Linked DNA regions of Homo sapiens: all the other regions are linked to region 2. A link is an interaction called in ENCODE POLR2A ChIA-PET data of the cell type or tissue named here. Cell type or tissue: A673. All regions are shown on one strand. Each heading gives the region's core, and the rest is flanking DNA. Links, peaks and the distances in the headings are about the cores only.

Evidence for each region. Peaks named below come from ENCODE experiments on the same cell type or tissue, not always from the same donor. Only the 100,000 strongest peaks of a DNase experiment are listed, where the experiment ranks them.
Region 1: POLR2A ChIA-PET joins it to region 2 with 7 read pairs; 2 of 35 experiments call an interaction of 5 or more read pairs at or near these places.
Region 3: POLR2A ChIA-PET joins it to region 2 with 7 read pairs; 2 of 35 experiments call an interaction of 5 or more read pairs at or near these places.

Annotation. Positions count from the first base shown.
Region 1 is chr14:32,812,696-32,822,877 of GRCh38, forward strand. It overlaps AKAP6 (A-kinase anchoring protein 6), which reads left to right. Exons shown (of 14, transcript NM_004274.5): 13 at 8,707-10,182. Among named protein-coding and RNA genes, the nearest start is that of NPAS3, 120 kb to the right of the region's middle. RefSeq lists enhancers at 1-467, 468-1,197. In A673, for the core only: no CTCF peak of the experiment used is centred there; no DNase peak of the experiment used is centred there.
Region 2 is chr14:32,982,060-32,992,241 of GRCh38, forward strand. All of the region lies in intron 1 of NPAS3 (neuronal PAS domain protein 3), which reads left to right. Among named protein-coding and RNA genes, the nearest start is that of NPAS3, 48 kb to the left of the region's middle. In A673, for the core only: no CTCF peak of the experiment used is centred there; DNase peaks (open chromatin) are centred at 4,112, 4,902 and 5,302; H3K4me3 peaks cover 807 bases; H3K27ac peaks cover 3,135 bases.
Region 3 is chr14:33,071,798-33,081,979 of GRCh38, forward strand. All of the region lies in intron 2 of NPAS3 (neuronal PAS domain protein 3), which reads left to right. Among named protein-coding and RNA genes, the nearest start is that of NPAS3, 140 kb to the left of the region's middle. In A673, for the core only: no CTCF peak of the experiment used is centred there; a DNase peak (open chromatin) is centred at 5,614; H3K27ac peaks cover 386 bases.

The DNA of each region.
Region 1 (10,182 bases), core at 2,218-6,217, 170 kb before region 2:
AATTAACTTGCTTAAGAAAAACAGAGCCTGATGCAAGGGATTCATCTGTTGCCACCTACCTATAATACTATCAACACTGAGGTTATTGCACCTGAGAATTCTTTAGAAATTATGACAGTATCTAATTCTTTGATTTATTGGCACAAATATATTGCTTCTCTATAAAAAGTTTCTCTACACACACTTAAAAGTTTCTCTGCACACACTCAGACAGCAAATGTGTGGGGTTTTTTTACACCAAGCTACTGTCTGCTCTCTGGACATGAGCTGGGTGTTCTACTATTTAATCCAACTTTGACAGTGTCTATCTGGAGTTAGCATCAGATCCCATACGGGAAAGGGCTCAGTCCCACAAGACTGCCTTCACTTCAGATGCCAATCACGCAATTTCCCATCCTTCTGACCCACGGGCTGTAAATTCCCACAACCCTTCCTTAGGTTATTCTAGCCATAACTTGCTAGAATTGCTAGAAGAGCTCAAGGAAACACTTTACTCACATTTACCAGTTTATTTAAAGATACAACTCAAGAAAAACCAGACGTAAAAGAAATGTGCAGGGTAAGGGGGCGGGCAAAGCTTCCACATTTCTCCAGGTACCTTACCCACCTAGCATCTCCAGGTGTTCTGCAACCTAGAAGTTCATCAAATCTCTTTGTTCAAGAAGAGTAGTTACAGTTTTCATCTCTAACCCTACCCCCCCCCCCAACCCCTTTCCCAGAGGTCCTTCGGTGGAGCTGAAAGTTCCAGCCCTCTAATCACTTGGTCTTTCTGGTGACCACCCCCAACCTGAGGCTATCTCAGGACCCTGCCCTAAATTTTCTCATTAGCATAAACTCTGTTGTGATCAAAAGGGGCCATTATGAATAACAAAAGGTATTCTATCGCTTAGGAAATTCCGAGGGCTTTAGGGGCTCTGTGCCAGAGAACTGGGACAAAGGCCAAATATATTTCCTATTATACCACAGCTTCTTAATCAAAATAGCACTTATGTGGGCAGCCCCTCCAGTGAACCTGAAGTTACAGTAAGAAAGGGAAGAAAAGAAATCCTTATATTTTTTTGTATTGCTCTTTCTTCTCGGAATTCCTTCCTACAACTTCACAATCATCCTGTTTATAGAACATTCAAGGTCTTTGCAACTTATTCTTCACACACAAAATCAAATTCAAAAGTGATAGGATTTTTTTTTTTTTTTTGCAGGGGGCGGTTGTTATGTAGAGTTGAGATGGGCTACTGTGCTTTGAGGGTAGAGGTATTAGAACAATTGAAGGGTTTCCTGTACATTCTATGACCTCTGTGGTTTCTCCAATTGTGTTCTCCTTCCAAGACTGGTGCTGGGACAAACAAGGTGTTGAACAGTACCTGACAGGGCCACACTCCTAATTTCAACTCAAATTTTGCCAGAGAAGCTGGACTTTTTCAGGCTACCTTCTAGCACATCCTGTACTTGTTTCTTCATGCACTGGCCTCTAGCACCTGCCCTCTCTAAGGTTACAGATGATTTTCTCTTCGTTTATTCAGTGGCTTTCCCTTAATTCACATAAAGTTAATCACTTTAAAGTGAGCAGTTCTGTGGCATTTAGTAGTTTTAAAATCATTTTAAAGTGAGCAGTTCTGTGGCATTCACCATGTTGTGCAACCACCACTTCTTCCAAACATTATCATCACTCCAAAAGGAAACCCCAAGCCTGTAAAGCAGTTGCATCCCATTCCTTCCTCCCCGCCCGCAGGCCCTGGAAAGTACCAGTCTCATTCATCTCTGCAGATTTACCTATTCTGGATACTTTATATAAATGGAATCATACAATATATGACTTTATTATGTCTGGCTTCTTTCATGAAACATGTTTTTGAGGCTATTAGCTTTTACAACTGAGAGTTTGCACCAGTTGAAAGTCAGGGATTTTCCACGTGATTTTGCCACAGCACAGTTTACCCTCAGAACCTTTCTCCAGATCCCTTCAACAGTTCTTGAGACAACAGGCAAGTCTTTTTACTTTTTTCCTTCAGATCACTCAGTAAATTTTTCCTTTCTTTCTTTTTTATTTTTTGGGGACAGGGTCTCACTGTGTCATCCAGGCTGGAATGCAGTGGTACAATCATAGCTCACTACAGCCTTGAACTCCTGGGCTCAAGCAGTCCTCCTGCCTCAGCCTTACGAGTAGCTGGGACTACAGTCATGTGCCACCATGCCTGGGCAATCAGTAATCACTTTTTAAGAAGCTGCTTCATGCCAGGCACTATTTTAAGTACTGGGGCTCTAGTGGAGACAGGACAGTCAGAGTACCTGTCCTCATGAAGTTTATTTATGGGAAGAAAACCCCTGCTTCCCATTACTGGACTCCCTTTTGTCCCTGATCCCTTTTGAGAACAAAGGCAATTTTTACTGTTATAAAACTTACTTTAAAACAACATCTAATGGATTTTTCATTTTCAACTATTTCAGAATTATCTGTGTAGTCAAGACTAGGAAATGTGTCCGTGTCAGTACTGATTTTAGTGAGATTTGTGAGATGACTTTGGATTTTACTTGTCTGTTTTGAGTTTCTGATCAGCTTTGTTATTGAAAAAGAGCATTCACTAGAACAGTTTTTGATCATTAGTGTGAGATAGACTTTCAAAGCGTTTTCTGAACTGAGACAAGTTACTTTAACATTGTTGTCAATCTGATAGATAGTGAGCAGGATTTGATTGCTCTAATGGGTCAGTTGTGATAGAATTTCAGACAATGGACTTGCCTTTTTTAAAAAAAGGTTATTTTCAGGAAATAGAAAGTTCTTGAGCTATGGGCCTTGCTGAGGACTGGGCAAGTGTCTTTTCTCATTTGGTTATCTTTGTGGGATAAGTCCAGCTAGGATATGAAAAGACAAATGTATCACCTCATTTACAGTGCAGTAGAGGTGAGTAAGGGGCCTAATCAATGTTTCTTTCTTTGACTCTTTGGTCGTACCAAAGAGATTAGTCAACCAACCTCCAGTCTTAAACACTGTTAACGGTTATTTAGGATTCAGCCATACTATCGTCTCCTCACTTCACCAGAGGGAATATATATGCTGATGGCTGCCAGTCATTCCACCCCTGCTGTGTACCGGGCTCTCCCCTAGGACTTTACGTACATTTTAGTAATTTAAAGCTCCCAACAGTCTATAAGGCAGATACAATGTACTGTAATTGTCCCAAGATAAACAAATGATGGAACTGAGGCATATAGAAGTTAAATAACTTGTCCAGGATCACACAGCTAACATATGGGAGGGCTGATCCAGGATTCAAACCCAAACCTGTATGAGTACCTCCTCCAGTTGCAAAATGGCTGATAAACATTGAACATTATTCTTTTTATCCTAATTTCTATTTTATTCTATGTTTTTTCTTGCTGACTCTGAATCCATTCTCTGCTCAATAAGAGGCAGAGTACTACAAACTCAGAGTTCTCTTAAAAGTTATCTTTCCATTTTCAGAGATGGAAGCAGCTGTTTGTCATTGCTCTTATATGGTTTGTTTGTTTGTTTGTTTAGAGACAGGGTATTGCTGTATTGTCAAGCTGGTGTGCAGTGGCATGATCATGGCTCACTGCAGTGTTGAACTCGTGGCCTCAAGCAATCCTTCCACCTCAGCCTCCAGAGTAGCTAGGACAACAGGCACATGCCACCATGCCTGGCTAATTTTAAAAAATTTTTACATTGAGACAGTGTCTCACTATGTTTCCCAGGCTGGTCTCAAACTCCTGGGTTCAAGCGATCCTCCTGCCTCAGCCTCTCAAAGTGCTGGAATTACAAGCACGAGCCACTGTACCTGTCCTGCTTTTGTTTTTGTTTTTATAAAATTTCTACCTAAGTCTAATTTAGGAAAATAATTATGTAACTAATGCTCAGACACTTTGGTTTAGGTTCAGGGTTACAGGGTGCCAAGAAAAGCAGAGTATAGAATGTTGGCATTTCCCCTAGTTTAAATTGGTTCATCTATACTGAGGTATATGTTATTTTCTCCCACCTCTCCATCACCCCCTCAAACCTGTGTGTTCTGCTTTTCACCCTGGGGTAAATATGTACACCTTTATTCAATTACAGTTATTGCTGCTTATGTTTTTGTCACTTTTATTTATTTATATGTTATTGTTGTGTTCTACTTTTCTCCAGATAAATCTCTCCTGCCTGGTTTTTGCATGTGGTACTGCCCAATAAACTCCTGGATCTAGAATAAACAGGGGGAGCACATATTACAAAACCTTCTTAAAGGTTCTGCACATTCTGAGTACCAGAAGTTTGACTGTAACATTCAGTTCATCCTAGTCTTTTTGAGATTTTTTAGAAAAAAATCTTTCAAAAGATGCAACTTTTGAAAGGAAATTAAAGGTATCTAGAGGCGGCTACATCAATTCTCTATTAGGTTATTGTTTTGTAGACTGTCGAGTTCCTTTATCTTTACTCTTTAGGTAATAAAGTATTTCTCATCTCTTATACACACCCACCATTTAAGCTAAAATTGTAAGAAAATCCTGGAAATGCAATCATGGGAGACCTAACTCAATTAAAGCCATACACATGCAGAGGGTATTAATTGAGATGGGTATTACCTGCCACGGTTGGAATCTTGGTTCTTCTTTTTTTGTCATCATCATAATCATTTCTCCACCACTTTTATTGCTTTCTCTGTATATGTTGTGCTAATATAAATAAAATGCTTCCAAGTGTAAAAATAATAAAATAAACTAGCATTATTTAATTCCATTTGTTTCTTGAGCAGATCTGTATAGCTGTGTGTGTGTGTGTGTGTGTGTGTGTGTGTGTCTGTGTTTGTGTGTGTGTGTGTGTGTGTGTGTGTGTGTAATTATTTATATAATGCCTTGGTTTGGGCCAAAATTCTGTACCCATGCAGCAAGTCTATGAATAGAAGACCCTTGCATGAATTAATTCAGAATTATTTCTGGAATTGCAGGCTGTCTTTTGGAACCTCATTTATTACTCCCTATCCATTTGGTCTCATTCAAATACTCTTAGATTTTGTCTAAATTCATTTAGATTTATCACTATATCAAAGACAGGAACATTGTGCCTTTTTTAAAAAGTACCAAATAGCTCCTCTGGGAAAACAACAACAACAAAAACAAACGTTTGATTAGCTTGAGCATTATTGGTTGTGTTGGGCTATCATCAAAGAGAGCATTCAACCAAATAATTTTCCTATCAGTTACATCTTTGTATATGCAAATCTTTTTTTTCCCAAAGAGAACTTTTTTAGTTATATAAATACTCTAACATCTTTCTTGGAAACTTTTCCCACTTTCTTGCCCCAGGGGTATATTTTATGGTTGAAGTTAAATCCTGAGGAAATGGAGATTTTATTGAAAATATTGACAGAATTTAATCCACAACAGGAAGGGAGTGAGCGAGGGCAGAGTGAGTAGCACTTCTTTAATATGAAAAAATTTAAAGTCTAAAGTGAATGATTTTCTAATGAATCCTGTCAGATATTTCCTGGAATTGCCATACAAGAAATTTTCAGAAATCACAATAAATATAAGAGGTTTATAAGAGCAGAGAGTTAATAAAAGAACAGTATTACATCCAAAAGTTTAATCTTTTCCTATGGAAATTTTCCATTCCAACTACAGCTGTTTGTCAGTGTTCCTTCCCCACCACACACACACACAGATACCAAAATCCTCAGATGCCCAAGTCTCTGATATAAAATGGTTTATTATTTGCATATAACCTACAGTCATCCTCTCTCTTTACTTTAAATCATCTCTAGATTAGTTACAGTAGTTCATACAATGCCTACACATCACTTGACACAGGGAAAACTTGGGTTTTTTTTTTTTGTAACCGTGAAATTTTTTTTTACAAATATATTTGATCTGCAGTTGGTTGAATTCATGAATTTGGAACCCATGGATATGGAGGGCCAACTATATTTTACTGAGCAAAGGAATTTTTTCCTTTAGGTGCTGCTATAAATTTTATAGTTTCTTAGGCTTGAATTCGTAAAGCCGTAAAGGCAGCATTTGGTCAGAAAACGACTGTGTCATGGAAGATGAGTCTGACTTGCAGGTGCCACTTGGGCTTAGCTCCCAGCCCATCCAGATGGCACAATTCCCGCTTCTCCATGTGAGCCCCTAGGTTTGGGATCCTTGTGGAAAATCTGTGCTGCTAAATGTTAAAGTCAACCAGAGAGTTACAAAAAGAGCTCCTTTGAAAGACTAATTCAATTATTTATTAGCACTCTCAGAGTACAGTGTCAGCCAAGATAGTATTTGAAATTAATATACTATTTGATTAGACTGATTGATTGTTCCTACAGCTGAAGATTTTAACATTCATTAGCCGTACTAACTGGTCATTAGTACTTCCTTTATCAGCAAGCAAAGAATAAACAGAAATTCTAATAAAAATTCATCACAGTGAATGTACTCCGTACCTAAGCCACTGTGATGATTGCTGGGTACTAGATTAACTGCTGTAACATTGGCAGTGGGAAAGATTTCTCTTAGAAAACTTAAAAATTTCCCTTAATTAATGTTTAGCTTGTAACTGGACTCTTAAACTTAAGTAGGCTATACAGATAATCTCTTACATACCCAGTATAATAAAGTGCTAATGGGTATTTTATACTTAATGTGTTTGTGTGGTACCCTTTAACTATTAGTTTCAGGAAGGATTGAGGGCTTCTTAGGAAAGTTTGCTAACATGCTGCAGGTGACGCTTTTTCCCCACTACTGAGGAATACAAGCATCATGGGCTGTTTTTCAACCAGACAGTTAAAATAATTCTGACATTAATACAAATATGCTAGCCTGTTATGCTGTGTGATACCTCTGTCTTTCTGCCAAGTCGTGAATCCCTTGTGGTTTTAATAGCAAATTGGAAGGTATGATGTGAAGAAGAGAATGAAGCAGGCAGAGGAAACCCTTTATGAATTGACTCAAGACCACACTAGAGCGATTCTGCATGTATTAAGAATTATAGCTACTGGCTGGATGTGGTGGTTCACACCTGTAATCCCAGCACTTTGGGAGGCCAAAGTGGGAGGATCACTTGAATCCAGGAGTTCAAGACCAGCCTGGGCAACATAGTGACACCCTGTCTCTACAAAAAATAAAAATTAGCCAGGTACGGTGGCACGCACCTGTAGTCCCAGATACTTGGGAGGCTAAGGCGGAAGGATTGTTTGAGCCTGGGAGGTTGAGACTGCAGTGAGCTGTGATTACACTACTGCACTCCAGCCTGAGCGACAGAGCAAGACTGTGTCAAAAAAAGAAATACATATATATATATATGTATGGCCACCTAATACTGTCTGCCTTCTCAGCACTTCGCAAGCACTAGCTTGTTTAATACTCAGAATGATCTTGAAAAATTGACAGTGCTATCCCCATTTTACAGGCAATGAGACTGTTGCTCAGAAAGGTTATTAAGCAGCTTGTCCAAGGTCATGCATATGGTAAGCAGCAAAGTCAGCCCTTCAACCAGTCTGCAAGTTCTAGTGCCATACTCATCTGCTTGGCTACGCTGCATAAGCATAAGCTGAACTTAGAAGTTCTGTTTGTGTTTCTGTCTGTAGGTGAGCCCATCAAGTTCTGCACTATGTATATATATATATAATCTTTCTTGGCTCTAGCATGAATTCAGACAGCTGGAGAGCAAGTAAGGACAGTGAAGGAATTTGAACAGAGTCCAGGAGCCTAGCCAGCTACTGTGTCCCAAAATATGTCAAGCTCTATCTAAACAGAGGCAGAGCCAAGAAGTCCAAGGAAACATCAAGGGTCCCAAGTGGGCAGGCAGAGAGCAGCATAAGGGAATCTGGGCTACTTCATCCTGGGGTGGTCAGGAAAGTCTTCAAATAATTATTCTGGGGCTGGTGTGGGCTGGAGTGAGAGGTTCCTGTCTATCAGAAATGGGGGAAGGACTAACAGTAAGTAGTGAGCCAAGTTAACAAGGACCAAAGTGAAGTCTCTGTCACAGATAGAGACTGGAAAGAAAGGGGCTGAGAGAACTTTGACTAAGAAATTGCCCTGGAGCATTCAGGGTCTAGGAAGATACAGCTAAGGAGAATAGTCAAGTGTTGCTAGTCTTATGTCTGATTGGGAGCAGGGCCACAGTCTGAAAAGACAGATCCCTGAATAGGAACACAGAGGAAGGGGGGGTACACAGTCATGTGCCTCTGGCCCATGAAGTGCTCTACATGGTGGCTACAACTCTATTTTAAGTCCCCAGGCAAAAGCTGCTTAAAATGGAGAACCCAGGAATAGAGGCAAGAAGGAGTTTGCCATGTGTGGCTGCAGATAGTATTCTACTATGGACTCCAGAACTGAAATAGTATCAGTGTGAATGCACCTTAGGAGATGTCATAGGCTGTACTATTTTTACCTTCATTCACCTGATAGTTTTCACTCTATCCAAGATTCAAAATGTAGATGAATCAATAGGAAATGGCTAATTCCATAAATTACAATTTGACAATAATAATCTTACATTTTAGTCTATGTTATTGCCTTCAGTAACAAATTACTATTGATAGAAAAGCCTCTTTCAGTAATTTCTGGGTGTTATTTCAGAGAGGAATAGAGTTGATAATTAGGCCGTCTTTCAAGTCCATGCTTGGGGCAGTTTTCTTTCCTGAGTCTTCTGAGAGATTTTCAATGGATAAAATTTTCATGCTTGTGTTCCCTAATTCTTCTCCTTTTCTTTTTCTTTCTCTCACACAGGAGACTTTGAATGTGATTGATCCTGGCTTGATGGACCTAAATGGGATGAGTGAGGATGCCCTGGAATGGGATGAAATGGACATAAGTAACAAGTTAATTAGTTTGAATGAGGAATCAAATGACCTTGATCAAGAACTCCAACCTGTTATCCCTTCCTTGAAGCTTGGAGAGACAAGTAATGAGGACCCTGGTTATGACGAGGAGGCTGATAACCATGGGGGATCTCAGTATGCCTCAAATATTACTGCCCCCTCTAGTCCACACATTTACCAGGTGTACAGCCTCCACAATGTTGAACTCTATGAGGACAACCACATGCCATTTCTGAAAAACAATCCAAAGGTCACTGGCATGACACAGCCTAATGTTTTAACTAAGAGTCTCAGTAAAGACTCTTCATTTTCATCTACCAAATCTTTGCCAGATCTTCTAGGTGGTTCCAATTTGGTAAAGCCCTGCGCATGTCATGGAGGAGACATGAGCCAGAATTCAGGCAGTGAGAGTGGAATTGTCAGTGAAGGAGACACAGAAACCACTACCAACTCTGAAATGTGCTTGCTCAATGCAGTGGATGGGTCCCCAAGTAACCTTGAAACTGAACATCTGGACCCACAAATGGGAGATGCAGTTAACGTGTTAAAGCAAAAATTTACAGATGAGGGGGAAAGCATTAAGCTTCCAAATAGCTCTCAGTCGTCCATTTCACCAGTGGGTTGTGTAAATGGAAAAGTTGGAGATTTAAACAGTATTACCAAACATACCCCTGACTGTTTGGGAGAAGAATTACAAGGAAAACATGATGTGTTTACATTTTATGATTACTCATACCTCCAAGGCTCAAAACTCAAATTACCAATGATAATGAAACAGTCACAAAGCGAAAAAGCGCATGTGGAGGATCCCCTGCTTCGTGGTTTTTATTTTGATAAAAAATCATGCAAATCTAAACATCAGACTACAGAGTTACAACCAGATGTACCTCCCCATGAAAGGATTTTGGCAAGTGCATCTCATGAAATGGATCGCATTTCATATAAAAGTGGCAATATAGAAAAGACATTCACTGGCATGCAGAATGCCAAACAGCTCTCCCTTTTATCTCATAGTTCATCTATTGAGTCCCTTTCTCCAGGGGGTGATTTATTTGGATTGGGCATCTTTAAAAATGGCAGTGACAGCCTCCAGCGAAGCACTTCTTTAGAAAGTTGGTTGACTTCCTATAAAAGCAATGAAGATCTCTTTAGCTGTCACAGCTCTGGGGATATAAGCGTGAGCAGTGGCTCAGTTGGTGAACTAAGTAAAAGAACATTAGATCTCCTGAATCGTTTGGAGAATATCCAGAGCCCCTCAGAGCAAAAGATAAAACGAAGTGTTTCTGATATCACTCTTCAAAGCAGTTCCCAAAAGATGTCCTTTACTGGCCAGATGTCATTGGACATAGCATCTTCTATCAATGAAGACTCAGCGGCATCTCTA
Region 2 (10,182 bases), core at 2,459-6,458:
ACCACAGACTGGGTAATCTATAAAGAAGAGAAATTTAATTCTCATACTCCTGGAGTCTGGAAAGTCCAATATCAAGGTGCTGGCATTTCATGAGGGACTTCTTTACGGCGTGATTTCATGATAGAAGATGGAAGGGCAAGAGAGCTTGAGAGAAGAAGAGATCAAACTTGCAGTTTCATACCCTTTAATAATCAGCATTAATCCATTCTTGAAGATGGAGCCCTGATGGCCTAAACACCTCCTATTAGGCCCCACCTCCCAACACTGTTGTACTGGGGATTAAGTTTCCAACACATGCATTTTGTGAAACATGTTCAAACCATAGCATTTTCAAATTCCAAAATAAGATATCCCTTACAATAGTATCTTACCAAACACAGTGGCTCATGCCTGTAATCCCAGCACTTAGGGAGGCAGAGGCAGGAGGATTGCTTGAGCCCAGGAGTTTGAGACCAACCTGGGCAACATAGTGAGATCTCATCTCTACGAAAAGAAAAAAAAAATCTCTATCTGCACTACTTAAATGACTGACCTTTTAGTCCATGCTCTTACTTCTGTTATAAATGTTCAAGACTTGAGACAACTTCTTCCTTCTCAAATTCAATTAGTTCCTAAATTCAATACACTTATCTTCAGCATGGTCCCTTGCATCTGTCCACTGCATTATATGAACCAGTCAATAGGCATTTTATTGCTAACTGTAGGATAAAGGAACAGAAGGAAGGTAAAACCCGTATCACTCAATTTCCCCGGTTGCTAATATCACTCAGATGGTGGAGGCGGAGTTAAAACTATTGGCCAAAATAAAGCTGTAGGTAACTTGCAGTTTTGCTTATTGTTCTGTAATGATAGGAATAATTTAAAAGTTTGAGGCTACAGCAGAAATGAAGTGTGTCTGATTTGGCCAGTTGTAACAGTTTATAGCATGGCATGCAATTATAAGTTATCTTAAGTGAAGATGAAAGGAAAAAAAAGTTTGTTAGGTATAATTAGAGAAGAAAAACCTATTTCAATACTAAAAACTGTAGATGTTTGAGTAGCATATTGCCATCATACAAAGGTATCAAGGGGTATTTTCACCGCCTTCAACTAGTAATAATAATGAATATATGCCCCATTAAAGACTATTTTAAAAAAATCTTCAAGTTCTGTCTTTATTAGAGTATTTTGTAGGGTTTACATCCCTGAAAAATATGTCCTTGTGAAATTTTGTATTTTTCTTTAGACTATAAAAATTCTCCCACTTCTTACTTCACCAAATTGTGTATGTGTGCATGCATATGTATATGCATGCTTTATATTGATGGAATGATTTAGTACATTAAATAACCTGTTTACATTCCCACTATTCAGGGCAGGGCACTCACTTGTATTAAATTATTTATTTTTGAGATAAACACTTTCATCTGTCATTGTAGGTTTCCACTCATTTTTGTTCCTCTAACAATAATATTAAGTGCAAAATTTCCCTTTATAGATGAAAAAATAATATACACCAGTATTCATTCTAAAAGTTTTTGCCAAACAGTATAAATTTAAATCTTTGGCTGAAACTGTGTGATTTGTGTGGTTTCCCTTCCGTGTCAATAATGGCTATATATTAGTGATGCTGCACTATATTCATGCAATTTATAACACATATTTAATGAAATAGAATTATTATTATTATTATATATTTTTTAAATGGAGTCTTGCTCTTTCACCCAGGCTGTAGTGCAGTGGCATGATCTTGGCTCATTGCAACTTCCACCTCCCAGATTCAAGCAATTCTCCTGCCTCAACCTCCTGAGTAGCTGGGACTACAGGCATGTGCCACCAAGCCTGACTAATTTTTGTGTGTTTAGTAGAGATGGGGTTTTGCCATGTTGGCCAGGCTGGTCTCGAACTCCTGACCTCGAGTGATCTGCCCACCTTGGCCTCCCAAAGTGCTGGGATTACAGGTGTGAGGCACTGCACCCGGCCAAATAGAATTATTAAGTATTGTACAGAAAAACTTATTTAGAAGAGAAGTCATTTAATACAGTGTGGTAAAGTGAAGTTTAACTGACTAGATTCAGTATATGTAACACATTATATGGTTTCCCATGTTGTGAAAGAGAGTTGCCAATCTTTAGATGCAACCCTGACCTGTTATAGTGCCTCAATCTTATTTTGTTTGGTTTTAATCCCTGCTGTATCTTAGAATTTTGTATGGAGTTAGAAGCAGAGCAAGGGTTTTTTCTCCAGCTGTTCTTCAAGGATCTTCCACTTAGATTGGAGCAATGTGCTTATATAAATCTTGCCACATTTTTAGTGCTTCTGTAAGGTGAAAATGCTCAAATAGGGTTACGTAAATACAAACTTACTTTGGGAAAAAAAGTAAGAGGGAAAGAGATGAACTGTAACAGAGATCTGGTTTTTCATCAACATTTTGTTTTATGAGTCTTTGGAGATGTGGCTAAGTTGAGTAACTAAATACTTATGCTTCAGTTCTCTATAAGCCTTTCTTGTGCTGTATTTTGAATGGAAATAATTTTAAAGCAGTTTTTTCTTTGGTATTCACAAAATTCTTTCCAACAACATTATCAGTGAATTGGATGACATTGAGATAGCAGGAATACTATTGTGTTTGTATGTGTTTTTTAGAGATGGAAACTCCTTAAAAAAACACAGTGGAACCGAAATAATGTCTTTATTGTTCATTCTTAACAGAAGCTCCATTTTCTTTTGTAGGGTGGAAATGGTTGACTTTAATTATCCTTAGTCATGTGAATATTCTGTGAATTTTTGCCCTGTCTTCTAAAAGAGTTTGTGGGGGAATGGCCACCAAGTCTACAGCTCCAGTGTAGTCATTCCTGTGTTCTAAAAGCTCAGTATTTGATTTAATTGCTAAGGACAATTGCATCAGTGGGGATTTTTCTGACTTGATATCTATGTTGCAAACTAATTAAGTCCTGGGTATAATGTGCATAAAAATATACATAATTTGAGAGCCAAATTATATGTATTCTTTCATACTGGGAGTTCTTTAAATTGTGGTAATGATTATTTGTTGATATTCATGGGGGCCATATGATATGGACATCAGAACATTGTCTCAGCTTGATGTGCTTATAGTCAGATAACAAGGAATTCATATATATTGATACAGAAAATGGTAAACAAAGAAAGTAATCCTACCAATGGGCTTGGTGACTGTGGTCTTTATGTATGCTGGTGTCTCATTTTTAATTTAGGTAGGGCTCGTGTGTGTTGAAGGAGAGAGGTGCAGCTACACAATTTAGAGGCTATGGAACATTTTTGAAAAGTCAGAAATCTATAGTACACAAAAATTTTAATTATCCAAATAACACAGGGAGGGGACCTTTGGTTATTAAAATACTCAGCCTTGTTGTTAGGCTATTCTCTTGCAAATGGGAACTTTTAGTGTTTCAAGAATTAATATTTCTGCTTGTTTTCTGTAAATAATTTATCTAATGCCAAAAATACATGTCTAGTAAAGAAATTTAGCTCCTTTTGGAATTTTCAGTGCAGACTTACTAGGGAAGATTTTTCTTAATGTATGCCAGCTAGGTATTATGTTTAAAAAACAAAACAAAACACAAAAATCAACAAACTCATAAGAAAAGATACACCATGGAAGGGAAAAGAAAGCAGAAAAAAAGATTTCAGGCCTGTAGGAGTGCAAAGAGTTGATTTCTGTATTTAACAAGGATGTTTAGGATTCACATTCTCAACATGGATGGCAGCAGCCTGATTCTCCATAATGCAAGGAAATAGCTTAGAAGAAGCTATAAAGTTCTGTCATGTCATGGCTTGGTGAGCGAGGATGGATTTACACGATCAAGGATATAAATGGCTTTGAGTGAGTCGTTAGTCATAAGGTCCACGATTCTTCATAATTGACATGGCTTCCCCGTGTCATTCAGACAGACAGCAGTAAGGACATGGGGCTGCAGCCATTGTCACTACAGCCCTGAGAGTCCACATGGGCGCCGCTGTGAGGATTCTGAACTCTCCGTGCAGGAGAACACTGTGTGCCTCTTGAACCGTCTGTGTGCAGCTGTGGTTTTGGATGTGTTGCATCATTTTAGAAATCATGGCTGGGGCTCTAGCTTTAAGTTTCTCACTCTGATTTGTATGATTTAGAGGAGAGAATATGAAAACTGGTTCCATTTCCCTCCAAGTGTGACCTGTGTTCACACTTTAGCTTGTGTTTTGAGAACAGGGTGGGAATGTTCTCATGTCATTCATTATGATTCAGCGTATTTTAATGAGGAGAAAGGGAAGTATAGTCTCTTTAATTTAAAATATTTTGGATAGTCTACTGGGTGCCTTCCTTCCAAGGAACCATGGACATTTTGACACATTCTGAAAGAGTTGGACACAGCTGATTTCCTTTGACTATCAGGAAAAGTATGGAGAAGGAGAAAGGGAAACCTCTGTGTGCATGGGTTTTTGTGTGTTGATGTCAGTGGGGAGGGTGAGGTTTTGATTCCATTACTATATGTCAAGTATGTTTTAAAATGTGACCTAAATCTAAAGGCAATGCTAACTCCAATCAAAGACTTTTCTATTAAAATTTAAAGTTATTTTCGGTGTCTCATTCTACATTTTTAATAGTGGCATAATTGTAAAAATTATTTTGAAGGTTAGTGGTAGTAGTTAAAAAAGTTAGCAGTTCCACTGCATAACATTTAGTTAACAGCAGCGTTGTAGCTTTGATTGAGCTGGGCTGTGGGAATGCAGGTCTTTAGCTAAGGATGGATATGATTTTACTTTATTTTTTTTAAGGTGGAGAAATGAATGAGGCATGCATTCATGTTTTTCACCTAGGCCAAATGGAAGACTTTTCAGTGATGTAACCCATTAGGCTGGAGAAGCTTTTCTGTGGCGCTGCCCCGCGGTGCTGAGAATAAGTTATGAATGCTGCACTGTTTTCAGTGCAGAGGGCTTTGCCGGGAAGAGAGCGGTGTGCCTGGGCCCCAGCTATTGAGAAGATGCCAGTCAGGGATGAAAACGTCTTTCATGAAACTATAGCTAACTTCCCTGTGACACATTACCATAGAGCAGAGAGTATTTTTAAACCAATAGTGTGAAAATAAGCACAATACCTTATAAAAGTCGGAAGGCTTTATTTTAAAGTATGCACATTGAGTGACTAAAAATACACAAGTTTGTGTCAGAATTTTTTTTTTTTTTTTTTAGTGAATTGGTCTTAGCAATTTCCCTTCTCTCCCTCTCTCTCCCTGTTCACAGCTCTGATTTCTTTTGCCTTTTGGTTACAACTACAAAAGATGTCTTCTGAGACAAATGCTGGTCCATGACATCAGGATGAAGGAATGCTCAGCCCAGTCCTGCATGTTTGAAAGCATCAGCTGCTTGAAAAAAATGTTACATTTTCCAGGATGGATTAAAAAATTAAGGATGATCCCTGAAAGCAGTTAGTTTCAGACCTTTACACAAGTTTTCTTATTTTTTATTTCCAGTGATTAGAAAGATACCAACATTGGAATTGGATTTTGAAAATTAGTAATATAGCATTTTTCTTGAAATAGAAAATGTGCTGTGGTCTTTATAAAACAAATGATAATAATTGATGACAGTAACAACAATTGGACAGCATACAATTATATATTCTATAAAAATTACAAACTTAAAAGTGTAAATTTTAAAGACCAAATCTTTGCTTTTATTTTAGACAGTATAATTTTATGAATTTACAAGACTTACATTAAATTATTGTATGTAAAAAATACTTTAAATTTCTTTTTACTCTTCTTAGCTATTACCATGACTTAATTTGGAGCATTTCCATGAAATTTCTTATACTTGGATTAAGTACATACTAATTAAAATAACAACTAAACATTCTGTCATGTTTCAACATATGAAAGAGGCATGCTGCTTTTATTTCCTTTTTAACTATTGGTATCCTTATAAAGTTAATTATTGTTATTAATTTCCCCTCCTGATTCTACATCAATAGGAGAAAATGGAAGTTCTAGAAAACATTTTAACAATAACAATTTCAATAAAATATATCAAAATGCCAATATGTAAAATATTCAAATAAGATTTAAGAAAACATTGATTTGGTGATTTGTTGCCTATATATTTAAGAATCATAATGTCTGAGTATGGCAATTCTCCATTAAATTATGGTTTAAAGTCTTAATCATGATATAATAGATGGTAATCTTGTAACTGAAAAAATGATTATTTTTGCCCTCTAAGACTGTGTTTTTTGTATGTCCACAGCAGACTTATGTCAAAGGAAAAGGACAGTTTTCTTTAATCTTTTATCTTCTCAGTAAAACTAAATTATAAAAAGTAATTCCTTTGGTATACGATAGTAGTTTAGAAACAGACACATCCTATACATTAAAATGAAAACATTTTCTCCATTAAAATGAAAATTTAAAAAAAGATTGATTAAAATGTAATAATGAATAGGAAACCGATTAATCTAAAAACATGTTTAGGATTCAAGCTTTCAACTGGTCTGTTGTTATATGAGAGAAAAGAGAAAATCTTGTATTTATACAATACCTTTTTTTATGAGGACCCTGGAGGTTGAATCTGGTTTTATAACACCAATGGGGTGTGTCATCTTTGAGTCTCACTAGCCACAGTGGCAACTAAGTAGACTGGACACATGTTCTTTTGTCCTCACAGTCATACACTGATGTCACTTGACTAATGTTCTCCAAAACTTCTCTAGGGCTTACTTAATCTCTCCAATACTTAATTTATACCCCTTAAGAAGACCTTCCAATTTATACTTTTCTCTAAATTTATTTATTCTATATCTCCAATTATGTAACCCATGGCACAACTTCTGTAGAATCTTCCCTATCATCTAGTCACTCAGTGCGTATTTATTGAGTACCACTATACCACAGCCACTAAGCAGGGTGGTGGAGATCACAGATGAGCTAGACATGGTATCTGCCATCTAGGATCTCCCAGTCTGAGTGTGGGGAGGAACAGGAATGGAGGCAGAAATATGTGCAAAGCAACAGTTGCAACTAGTGTGATGAATGCTGTGGAAGAGGTAGGTAGAGGATATTCTGGTGGCATAGAGCTGGGCTACCAGTTGCACTGTGGAGGCTCAGGAGTGGATGTCAAGAGCAAGGAACCCTTTAAGTCTTGAAGAATGAGGAAGAACTAAGCAGGTAGATAAAGTGGAGAAGGACATTCCAGGCACAGAGGCAGAAATACCATAGGGAAATCTATACAGGCTGTTGTGACTGGACAGAGGTAGTCCTATACAGGAAATGAGGTTGAAAAGCTATATTTTGAGAAGTTATTAAAAGTTTGTGGCCGGGCACGGTGGCTCACGCCTGTAATCCCAGCACTTTGGGAGGCCGAGGCGGGCGGATCACGAGGTCAGGAGATCGAGACCATCCTGGCTAACACGGTGAAACCCCGTCTCTACTAAAAATACAAAAAATTAGCCGGGCGAGGTGGCGGGCGCCTGTAGTCCCAGCTACGCGGCAGGCTGAGGCAGGAGAATGGCGTGAACCCCAGGGGGCGGAGCCTGCAGTGAGCCGAGAGCCCGCCACTGCACTCCAGCCTGGGCGACAGCGAGACTCGGTCTCAAACAACAACAACAACAACAACAACAACAAAACAAAACAAAAAAAACCTTGTATTCTATGCAATGAATTTTGACCATTATTTTCTACTTCCTATCACAATACCTGTGAATTGAATTAAGCTGAAACAAATACAAAGATCAGCTTGGGAGTGAGCTAGTTAGATTTGAATTTCAGAAAGATGACTCTGGTAGTGATGTGGAGGAGAGAGGAAGGAGGTGAGATTCACGGAAGGAGATATCAGTGTGAAGCTCTTGCAGTTATTCCAGGCAAGACTTGGTGCCCCCATTGAAAGCAGTGTGAATAGGGGTGGACTTGATAAATTATAGGAGGCAAATCTACACAAACTAATTAGTGAATGGATATGAGGGGTGAGGATAAAGGAGGGAGTCACGATAAGCAAAGGTTGGGTTCTACTCAGTACACTGTGTTTCTATTCCCTGAAACAGGGAATGTAGGAAAAGGAGCAAATATGTGCCAGAAGATCATGAGTCCTATTTTGGATGCTTTGAGACCAATGTCTTCCATGAAAACGTGAAATGGCAGAAACCCAGATATTTGCAGACTAATCCAGAATATGAAAATAATGGAATGTATTTGATAAGCAAGTGCTTATTGAATGATTGAATGTGTGTGATTAGCCTTCAATTCATTACATTTTAAATGACTATTATTGACTTGCTATGATTATTTTAAAATCATACAGCACAACAGGAAGCATTCTAATTATTATAAAAGTGAAAAGATAAGTGGCACAAACAACTCTTTTTGTGGCTTTAAATTTTCCAGATAGGTTGATGTGACTATACATAACTCTATACTTAAAGTTGATTAATCTAGATGCTACCATTATTCCTCCTTCCCTCATTGCCCATTTTTTTGAATGTTTTAGTAATAATGGAAGGCTACCAGTGGGCAAATCCAGTAGGTAGAGGAATAACTGGAAGAGAAATGACCAATCAAAAACTTGAAAACTAGGAGTAAGTACAGATTTTAAAAAGTCAGGCCAGGTACGGTAGTTCACACCTATAATCCAAGCACTTTGGGAGGCTAAGGCAGGAGCATTGCTTGAGTTCAGGAGTTTGAGACTAGCCTGGGCAACAGAGTGAGACTCTGTGTCTACAAAAAAATTTAAAAAATAATCAGGCATGGTAGCGCACGCCGGTAGTCCCAGCTACTTGGGAGGCTGAAGTGGGAGGATCACTTGATCCCAGGAGGTTGAGGCTGCAGTGAGCTATGATCATGCCACTGCACTCCAGCTTGGGTAACAGAGATGCCATCTCAAAAACAAAAACAAAAACAAAAAAAAACAAGCCACTGATTGGAGGATTAATCCATTTGTCAAAGTTTGTTCTTGGTGAAGTGTATTACTGGAGGCTTATCAGGATCAATGAGATAGATACAGGATAGTTATATACAGTCCTGGGCTCAAGTGACCCTCCTGCTTCAGCCTTCCAAGTAGCTGGGACTACAGACAAGTGTTACCATGCCTGATTAATTTTTTAATTTTTTTTTTTGTAGACACGGGGTCTCACTATGTTGCCCAGGCTAGTCTCAAACTCCTGCTTTATGTTCTTGATGGTTCCCCAGAAAGCCTTTCTAGGTGTTGGGGCTATAATTTCAGCAGAATCAAGTCCCATGTAAAATGTAATCTGGACATGAAGGGTAATGTCCCCTAAGACTACCTTAGAAGTCTTCACTCTGGAGAATGAAGATTCTCAAGGGATACCTGGCCCTTTGGTAAAACGCAGCATTGATGTCTTTAGCTTTCTGTCCATTGGCCATAGTTTGCCCAATAACACTAGTGGCCTTTGTCATTGAAGCTGTACAAGGTAGTGGTCTCCTGGATCTCTCATTTATATCCTTGTAATGGCAGTGGAGATAAAATGTAGGTAGAATTCTTCCCCCTGGCTCTCCAAAACAATACAAATAACACATGTAATTCATTTAATGACTAGATAACAATGAATATCAGTGACAGTTATTTTACTGTCCGTCTCTTAATTTGCATCATTTAGATCATAACCCATGATTAGTTTAAAGCGATTTGGATTATAAATGCTATCCCATACTTTCAACATTTGAAAATATCATTCAGGGTTGGTTAAAAAAATATGATTGCACCTCCCTTTGGGCCTCACAGTAAGGCATTCGTTGCCTTGGTAATTTGACTGTGTCTGGTGTAGGGTCTGTCACTCAGCTTTGCCAACTCAGAAGTCTGATGTTGTCAGCACTCAGAGGGCAGATCCGTCTCTCTCGGGTGAACTCACATTAACTACATTCATGAGGCTAATAAAACCAGAATGCCAAATTATTCGCTTACCATTAGAAATACAATCACACAGATGGAATGCTTGTCTTAGCAAGACTCAAACATTCTTTTTCAAAATGAAGAGCCAGATTACACTTAGAAGGGGCCCAGTGAGCCTGGAGTCAGAATGGGGGAGTTGGAGGAATCAAACTGTGATGGCCTGATGCTGCCATCTGCACATGGACTGGTCAGTAAACTGGACTCCTAAAAGTCTGTTAACCAAAGCTGCTCCTCCATGGAGAATGGTAGGGAAGGGCACATCCCACATTTGTGTCTGTTGCTCTCATTTTC
Region 3 (10,182 bases), core at 3,263-7,262, 91 kb after region 2:
TTCAAATGAAAAAATACAAAGTAGTCATGCTAGTTAGAGCTGTAAATGACATGTTTCCATCAAATTTCTGAAGAAGAGATTCTGTGTTTTTTTTCTTTTCTTTCTTTTTTTGAGATGGAGTCTTGCTCCGTCACCCAGGCTAGAGGGCATTGGTGCAACCTCAGCTCACTGCAATCTCCGCCTCCCAGGTTCAAGCAATTCTCTTGACTCAGCCTCCCCAGTAGCTGAGATTACAGATGTGCACCACCACGCCCAGCTAATTTTTGTACTTTTAGTAGAGATGGGGTTTCACCAAGTTGGACAGTCTGGTCTCAAACTCCTGATCTCAGGTGATCCGCCTGCCTCGGTCTCCTAAAGTGCTGGGATTACAGGCGTGAGCCACTGCGCCTGGCCAGATTCTGTGTTTTTAAAAGTGTCAACTTTGCTTTTAAATAACGGTGGCAAATAGCAATATTCTTTCTTTTAATAATATTCTAGACTAATTTATGGGAACCACACTTCCTTTGGAAAAGGACGTGATTTAAAATTTCATTTAGAAAACAACTTCAGTTGTTCTAGTATTATCACAGAGCAGTGTATTAGAAATCACTGTATTATATTTTGAAATTTAGATCAACCTATAATATGAACACGAAAAACATAAACATGAAAATGTAATTTAACAAAGGTGAATTTTTCTTTACGATAGAAATACACTGAAAGCTTTTGCCAGTTAAAGAACAGCGTGGGCTACTGTCCTTGCCTCTTTCCCTAGGGAACCCAGGATCTAATCTGGATTAGATTCCAAATGAACATGTGTTAGGTGGTCCCATCATAACCCTGAATGGATATTTTGCTACACCACAAAACTAGAACATAATTTGACATAAATCTTTGTTTAGAAGCGAAATAGCAGGGGATGCTGTGGGTCAGGGTGGAACTGGCAGGGCTGCGTGGGAACCTGCCCACATAGCCTGGTGTCTAGCAGAGCTGGCACTTTTAGGCCTTTGGTTTCCTTGAAATTATAGGTAATGAATTTAACATCTAGTCTCTCTTTCTCTGGGACAGTAACCTTGGTACATAGTGTTCTTTCATGTCGACTTGTGACCCATATTTTTGGTATTTCATTTATAAGAAAAATATACATATATATAATTTTTAAAGTTGCCTAATAATTGCCACAACTTAAAAAAAATTTTTTTACTTTATTATGTTTGTACCCTAACAGAAAATAGAATGGGTTAGGCAAGCATTATTTAAATGATGGTGATGCCATCACTGCTGGGTTTTAATATTCCATTTTAATCACTGGGCAAATTGGTCGTGTTTTATTTGGGGAAAATGGAATATGTTGAGGGAGGATGTGGTCATTTTGAAAGTCATTTGGTTTAGTTCAGGAACAAACACTCATTTATCAAGGAAATATTTATTGTCTCCTTTTGGGAAAGTGTAGGCATCCTCAGTCTCAAAGAAGTTGCATGCCAGTGGGGCAATGAGGCATATAATTTATTGATTTAATAAATATTTAGTGAATGCCTACTAAGTTCCAGTTCCTATAGCATAGAGTTTATATTAAATTGAGGGGAGCAGACATTATGCAGATACATGTGGAGTTAAAAAGGTAGAACTCTATAGTATACAGTAAATTAAATCAGGGCAAGGAGATAGAGGGTGGCAAGTGCTTTTTATACAAGATGGGACAGGTGAAGTGCCTTAAGAAGTGCCTAAGTTTTTCAGTTCTGTACAAGTCCAGAGAGCAAACTTATTTGTGGCTGTCGAGAATTGAGGGTCTCTTCTTGGAAAGTTGGAACTTAAAGCTGGCCCGTGAATGAACAAGGTAATGAACAAGCCACGTCTGTACATGACAAACAAAAGATGGAAACAATTTCTATTCAGGATTGACTAGAAAGGGTTTAGGCATACGGAGTCTTGAAGAAGAAAAGAGGAATTTGATTTCGACATTTTATTTAGTTTCAATATACTGAAGTATTTGGGCCAAAGAATAATGGAATGTGTGGGATTTTTGTAACCTCTGTGTTTGCATGGAGTGGATGAGAGAGAGAGGCCAGCTTACAGGCTTTTGTGATAATCATAAAGTGAGGAGACTATATAAATTTTTTATCTGCACAGGCATAGATTGTTTCGTGTTTTATTTTTAAGGGCTGTTGTGTGAACATGGGGTGGGGTAGAGGCATCATGTCATCTCCTGACTTGTGAAAGTGATTTGCTGACTGGAAAGTTTGAGGACCACTGTTCTAGTCCCAGTATGCTGGCTGTGGTTTATGTGATTACCTACATGCTTCAACAGGATTCAATCAGGAAATACTTTTTAAAATTATATTTATTGATAGAGCACCAAGAAGAACTTATGAGATAGTGAACATTGTTGGGCTGGAATAGGCAGCCAGAAATGTTTCTGCAGATGGATTATTATAAGAAATGGCCAACATTTAATTCATATCCTACTATATAGGAAACAAATACATGTTAATGTTATAGGATAGGTATATATAACATAAGCTAGTGATATCAAACAGATGAATTTAAAGTTTGTATTTGTTAGTGAATGCTGCCTGTGCATTAAGGTACCAATCAGACATGACACATGCATGTTGTGGGTGATGGTGCAGGGATAACACATTCTTTCTTTCTTTTTTTGAGACGGAGTCTTGCTCTGTCACCCAGGCTGGAGGGCAGTGGCATGATCTCGGCTCACTACAACCTCCGCCTCCCAGGTTCAAGCGATTCTCCTGCCTCAGCCTCTTGAGTAGCTGGGATTACAGGTGCATGCCACCATGCCCAGCTAATTTTTGTATTTTTAGTAGAGATGGGATTTCACCATGTTGGCCAGGCTGATGTGGAACTCCCTATCTCAGGTGATCTGCCCACCTTCGCCTCCCAGTGTTCTGGGATTACAGGTGTGAGCCACGCGCTCGGCCAACACTTTCTTTCTTAAAGGCAGATCCCATCGCTACATGGGAATAGCTACGTAAATGTGTTTGCTAAAAGCAGAACCAACTTCTGTGATTAGTATGCATTTTCTGCTAGTTACCATATTGAGAAGAGGTGTTTCATAACATTTTTCTGAACTGTTCATTATGAACTACAAGATTCACACTCTTATTAACCTGATTTCTACCTCCATTAGATGATACAGAGGAAGAAAAATAAATCCTATTTTAGTCATCATTTCCTTAGAACTTGTAATTGAAATACTATATTTTCTGCTTCAGTATATAAGCTCTTCTTGAAAGGTGTTCCATTGTATAGAAAGTAGATTTTTATCTTTTAAATCATAAGAGTATGTTGAATATTGTAACACCAGAATCTCAGCATCAACCCAGTTTTTGTAGGAATTCTGACTTAAACAATTTAAGGTCTTACAAGTGAGGTTCACACTTACTATACTTATTGTTACAAATAATGTTTGATTTCTTAAAAATATCTTGGTTAACAGGATTTTCTTAGGGTCCCTCTATATTTTTCGTCATGTTAGGTGACTATAAATAATATGAGCATGAGTATCCTGAAATGTAAGCGGATTCTATTATTAGCAATGTGTTAAGTATCTTAGCTTGCATCATTTAAAAACGTTTCAGTTATTTTTGCAATTTATATTTTATTTTTCATTTCACATCTATTGTACCATTAAAGTTCTTCATGATGTTTGTTTATAAAGTAAGTCCTACATATGCTGCGTTTTCTCTCTTATATTAACTGATAAAGCTGATATTACCAAAGCATAACTAGTACTTGATTCTCTTGAGATTAGCAGTGTTGTTGGCCTGGCTGGCAGTTATCTGCAAGTTGCTAGAACACATTTTATAGCAGCTTCTATTAGTCAACAGAAACGCTTAGAAAACTGCCTCCTGTATGCTTCGTATTAGGCCATTGAGCTGGCAAAAGAGGGAGAACTTAAAATTGTAATTTAACTTCTTTAAAATATTTGTTTAGGGAGATAGTCATATAATGAATTTTCATAAATAATGTTAAAATTTAGGAAATCTTCAGTAAACTGTATTTTCTGAGTCCATAAGAATATGTAGTTTAAGTTCTAACATTTTAAGATTTGGTTTCATATTTTGTTCATTGGTAGGATTGGAGATTGGATTATATTAAAAAATTAAACTGTTTTTAGATCATTCTCAATTCTATGTGTCTGTTTTTATAACAATTAGAATTGGCCTTTAAAATTCTTACCCACTGATATCATAATACAATTTTTGTAAATAATATGTATTTTTGCATTTTCCATCATTATTTATCACCAGGCTTGAAGTAGTATTAAGAAAAAAACCCATCTTGTATTTCTATCTTGACCTTTCCCTCAGCCCTCTCACAAAACCTGAAAACACGGGTCTTTATTTTTTATGCTCAAATTTATAATAAACAAAGGTTGATAAGGAAAAACAAGACCTCACACCCCAAAGAAAAAGGACAGGAGGGTCGTGGAATTGCTTAGCGTGTTGCATGGGAAATTCTGTGTAAGGAAGTAAAGAGCTTTTTGCTGAAAAGCCACCTAGAGCCCTTGGGCAGGGGCATTTTATTTTCCCATAGATACCATGTTACCAATTACATAAAGAAGAGTATAGACTTCTTGTTAGTTGATAAATAGAGATTGCAATCATTTATTAGGTTATTTTATGGTATTTGTTAACGATATTTACCTTCCTAAATTGATTCAGCATAATCCTTAGAACAGCTTTCCTTCATTTCTGGAAGACATATAGATAATGTGGTACTTATATGAAAGCTTACATGTCACTGAAAAACTGTGATTTTTGCCTTAGCTCAACGGAGCAGCAAGATTATATTAACATAGACTTTGGGCCATTTGAGTTCCCATAGGGTATAGAGTGTAGCTGATATGACATGACTTGCCTCCAACAGTTGTTTTAACAAGATATCCTTCATATACAGTATATTGAGCTGAAAGGCATAACTGAGTAATGTTAGCAAGAAACACTGTTGGCAAAATGCTTGACTTTCATCTTTATCTGATTAATCCAAAGCAATGTGTTAGTACAAAAAAGTATTTTCAGCTGAATATATATGACAGAATATTTATTTCTTTTTAATGTCTATAACTTTACAAGAACTATTTTTGGTGTGTGATATTTTTATTCTACAAAAAGTTTTTCTATATCCATTACAAAGGGCAAGTAGAAAAATATCCAGGACTTTGTGAGGCTTGATGAGGCTTATTCATTTGTATAAAGATTTGTTGAGCACCTACCAGGTACCAGGCAACATCCTAGGCATCGTGGGGATACAACAGTGGGTGAAACGGGCAAAGGTATGGGCCCTTGTGGTGTTTACTGTCCTGTGGAGGTAGCAGGCACTAAACAAATAGGTCAATTATAGAATACCTAAAAAGGTGATAAGTACTACAGAGATAACAATAAACAGGAAAGTGGGCTAGGAAGACCTAGAGGTGGGGTCAGGTTTGCAATTCAAAATGGGGTGGTCAGAAGAGGTCTTGCTGAAAGGGTGACAATGAGCATAGTTGTGAAGGAGATGTGGGAGTGAGCTATGTGGATACCTTGATTTCCTTTTGGAAATTATTAGTTCCTGTCAGCTGACTGTATTGCCAGTGCTTGCTCTCTCCAGGAATGCTCTTTCCTGTTTCCTGTGTTTAAATTTTCTCTGTAATGCCTTATATTCTATTTTATATTCTACTTTGTTGGAGGAGGAATGTATTTGACAGAGCAGTGAGCTCATTGGATGAAAGGTTCTGTGAATTTCTTTTAACAAAGCATAAAATCAAGCTTCCATAAATACTCCAAATTGCACCGTATCAAGAATTTGTTTTTTGTAAATGTTTGAAAGTGTAAAAGAAAGCTTTTGCACTCTAAAAATGGTATTTTTACTAATTTACTAATTAACACTTTTCTTCTGCTTAGCACTTTCAAGACTTGATTTAATTACAGTTTCTAGTACCTTAAATAGTGTTTTAAAGTGAGTCAGTGTTGCTTTGCTCAAAACATTGCAGTAAGGGTTTTTTTTTTTTTTTGCCCCTTTTGGCTTCAATTTATATGAAATAGATTTTTTATTTTCCCTGCCAGAATTCTCATTGAAAATACATATATGACCGGGTGCAGTGGCTCACGCCTGTAATCCTCGCATTTTGGGAAGCTGATTGCCTGAGCTCAGGAGTTCGAGACCAGCCTGGGCAACATGGTGAAACCCCGTCTCTACTAAAAATACGAAAAATTAGTTGGGCGTGGTGGCGCATGCCTATAGTCCCAGCTACTCCAGAGGCTGAGGCAGGAGAATCGCCTGAACCCGGGAAGTGGAGGCTGCAGTAAGCTGAGATCGCGCCACTGCACTCCAGCCTGGGCAACAGAGCAAGACTGTTTCCAAAAAAAATAAATAAATAAACAAACATAAAAATAAAAAAAAGAAAAAGAAAATACATATAGTTCTATTACTTGCCTGACGGAACTGCGGACAATCAGGGATATATTAGATGGGTATTTGTTTCACAGACCCAATGATAGAGTTAATTGAACACATTTTCCTTCGTAATACCCAAGTATTTCTGGTTTGATTCTGGGCTTAGAAATAAAATGGAAGAAGCTCCAATTCTCTTCTTTATTCTGGGTTTGGAGAATGCATTTAAATTGGCTTCCAAAATATTGAGAAGATTCCTCCCCTGGAGAGGTGCCTACATCACCATCTATGGTAATGTCAGAGCAATGAATCAATTAGATTTGTTTGGTAATGTATACATTAATGTCTTACAAAAACAAAACCAAAAAAAAAAAAACAAACAAAAAAACCCACATGTGAACCACAGATTTCCAAAAACAGTAGAAAGTCAGGTATCAGTTAAGAAAGAGATTGAAGAGTTAGATTTTTAAGTAGAGCATTTTTCTCTTAGAATGAAATAACCTTAGAGTAACACAATTGATGTAATATTAAGTCTATTCATATTTAAGATTGGGTAGAAGAAATTCTTGGAGAGCAAACTATTCTCAGTATTGCTTCCTTCCTGGCAGAATTCACATAGAAATAGGGGTAGAGAGTTTCTTGCTGACACAGGTGTGCAGTTTCACATTTCTTATGTTGCTTAAACCAGTAAAGTTTTAGAAAATGAAATTATTTTAGAATAAGAATTTATTTTACAGAGTTAAATAGATTTAATATCAGAAAATAATTGAGAATCACTAATATTTTCAGTGAATTATATGACATATCTGGAATTACATTCCCCAAAGTAAATGCATAACTGCTGTTTTGCTGGTAATAGTTGACTTCCCTGAGTCTCAAACCCCAATTTGCCTGTGCTAATAATTGTGCATGCATGTTCAGACAAATCATACTCAGAGATGCTTCAGATGGCTTTCTTCTGTGTCCATTTTGGGGTTATTTTCAGTACCATTTTTCATTGAAGGGAGAAATAGCTGTTTATACAGAAGATGCCTTCCTTTTATTACCATCTTTCCTCCTCCATGTAGAACTCTTTCTCTCTCTCTGTCTTCCATACAGATACCTCATGTATACATATATTTTCAAGGTTCACTTGATTTGTACTTTTTCTTTTTCCTTTTTTTTTTTGAGACAGAGTCTTGCTCTGTCGCCCAGGCTGGAGTGCAGTGGCATGATCTCGGCTCACTGCAACCTCCGCCTCCCGAGTTCAAGCGATTCTCCTGCCTCAGCCTCCCGAGTAGCTGGGATCACAGGTGCACGCCAGCACGCCCAGCTAATTTTGTATTTTTAGTAGAGATGGGGTTTCACCATGTTGGCCAGGCTGGTCTTGAACTCCTAACCTCCAGTAATTCACCCGCCTCGGCCTCCCAAAGTGCTGGGATTATAGGCATGAGCCAGGCCTTTTTTTTTTTTTTTTTTTTTTTTGACAATTTCGCTCTGTCATGCAGGCTGGAGTGCAGTGGTGCCATCTCGGCTAACTGCATCCTCTGCTTCCCAGGTTCAAGTGATTCTCCTGCCTCAGGCTCCTGAGTAGCTGGGATTACAGGTGTGTACCACCACGCCTAGCTAATTTTTGTATTTTTATTAGAAACGGGGTTTCACCATGTTGGCCAGGCTGGTCTCAAATTCCTGACCTCCAGTGATCTGCCCCCCTCAGCCTCCCCAAGGTGCTGGGATTACAGGCATGAGCTATCGCGCCCAGTTGAATTGTACTTTTTCTTTCAAATGTTCAGGCACTGAATTTTTCCTGTGTGCATAGTACTGTTGGGCAATAAAGGTTTATAAAAATTTAAAAATATGTTTCTCACCCATAAGAAAGTTACATATAGTGTTGCTGAGGAGACAAGGTACAATATCAGCACTTTTGAATGGACATATAGTCCAATCTGATTTTTATTTTATTTTTTAATTTTTTTGGGACGGAGTCTCACTCTTATCACCCAGGCTGGAGTGCAGTGGAGTGATCTCAGCTCACTGCAATCTCTGCCTCCGGGGTTCACACCATTCTCCTGCCTCAGCCTCCCGAGTAGCTGGGACTACAGGCGCCCGCCACCACGCCTGGCTAATTTTTGTATTTTTAGTAGAGACGGGGTTTCATCGTGTTAGCCAGGATGGTCTCAATCTCCTGACCTCGTGATCCGCCTACCTCGGCCTCCCAAAGTGCTGGGATTACAGGCGTGAGCCACCGCGCCCGGCCCCAGTCTGATTTTTTTAGGGGAATAAAGTAAGACCCAAATATGTAAAATAGTTGATAAATAAATAGTAGTAGACAGGCAAGTAAGTGTGTAGTTAAGTGCCACAGTGACCATTACCACTAATAAGAATAGCCAAGTTCAGAGAAGCATGAAATCAGTTAAAGTTGGAGAAAGTCTCTAGAAGAAAATGAAACCTGAGTTCACCTCAGATGTTTTGGGGCATTGAAATAAAACATTTGAGATGAGAGAGCTGCATGAACAGAAAGTTTGAGGCAAAACCTGGGCATCGCCTGGTTACATTCTAACATGATCAGGAGATGCCAGAGAGCATTGTTGCGTGAAGTGTGAGTGACATCACAGGAAAGCGTGTAAGAGCTGAAAGAAGAGACCACAAGTAGGGAGCCCATCTAGAGGTTTTGCAGTCTTTCAGCACTTCTGTTTACATTTTACTCTGATTTTTAGTTAAAAGCTGCTTAACAAAGAGAATGTTGTTCTTTCTTTTTCACTTGCTTTTGCTGTCTAAATACTATTTCCTGAAGTGTTTCCCAGAGGCCGTTTGTTAATAAGTGTTATTTGGGAAGTAGGTTAGGTGATTTGGTAAACACTTGGTTAAATAAAACTAGCCAAGTTCTTTACCAGCAATGTACATCACTAATAAGCTGATGTACAATGTGAAATGATGAGGGAAGCCTTGCTGTATAGTATTTCCCCATAATAACGTTTGTCCATAGAGCTCTATTATCAGATGATATTGGGCGTGTTCAGGGTGGTATGGCCGTAGACTAGAGCTCTATTACCTTAAATCATTGCACCAAGGACTAGTGTTCCTTGGAGCATACTCTGCAAATGGTAGATGAGAAATCACTTCTCTCATTTCAGAACCTTGACAATAAAAATCTAGAGCAGTCTGTGTAGACATAAGAATTGAAATATCTATCTGGTTTAAGAGAGAGGAAAAGAGACCAACTTTTTTTTTTTTCCCCAGCTTATTCTCAAGTACTAAAGTGTGTGTGAGCAATCAGCTGCCAAACAGGAAGAGCTGTTCCACTTCTAATTTTAGCTTGCCACCTTGCATTGCTGTAGGAGTGGTTCCCACATGCTGCAAAGAGGTTATTTTGTGTAAATAGAGACTTCTTCTATGTCGTCAAGTGGGAAAGAATCATCATTAGGCCTCCCCACCATTTGCACAGTTTCTGCATGTTGAAGATGATCTGTCCAAACATTTAGACCTGGTTTAATTCTTTTGCATTCATAATTTAAACTGGATCAAGGATTCCTGCTGTCCAGGATCAGTGAACTGATGCAACTTATCTCTCCTCTTTATTCCCCAGAACTGGACAGCATTTGCTGTCTAGTCTCAGCCAAAAGGAACCACTTCTTCACAGCTCTGGGTGTCCATGAATCAATTTGTATTGAACCACTTTGTATGACAATCCTTGGGGCACACTTGTATATTTTGGGTTATTTTGGTGATAGCAAAGTGGAATGCCCTGGACGGCAAACTAACATTGTTATCTTAGGCTGATTTATAGGACTTTTCTCCTGGACAGCCAAACGTGCAATGATTTCTCTTTAA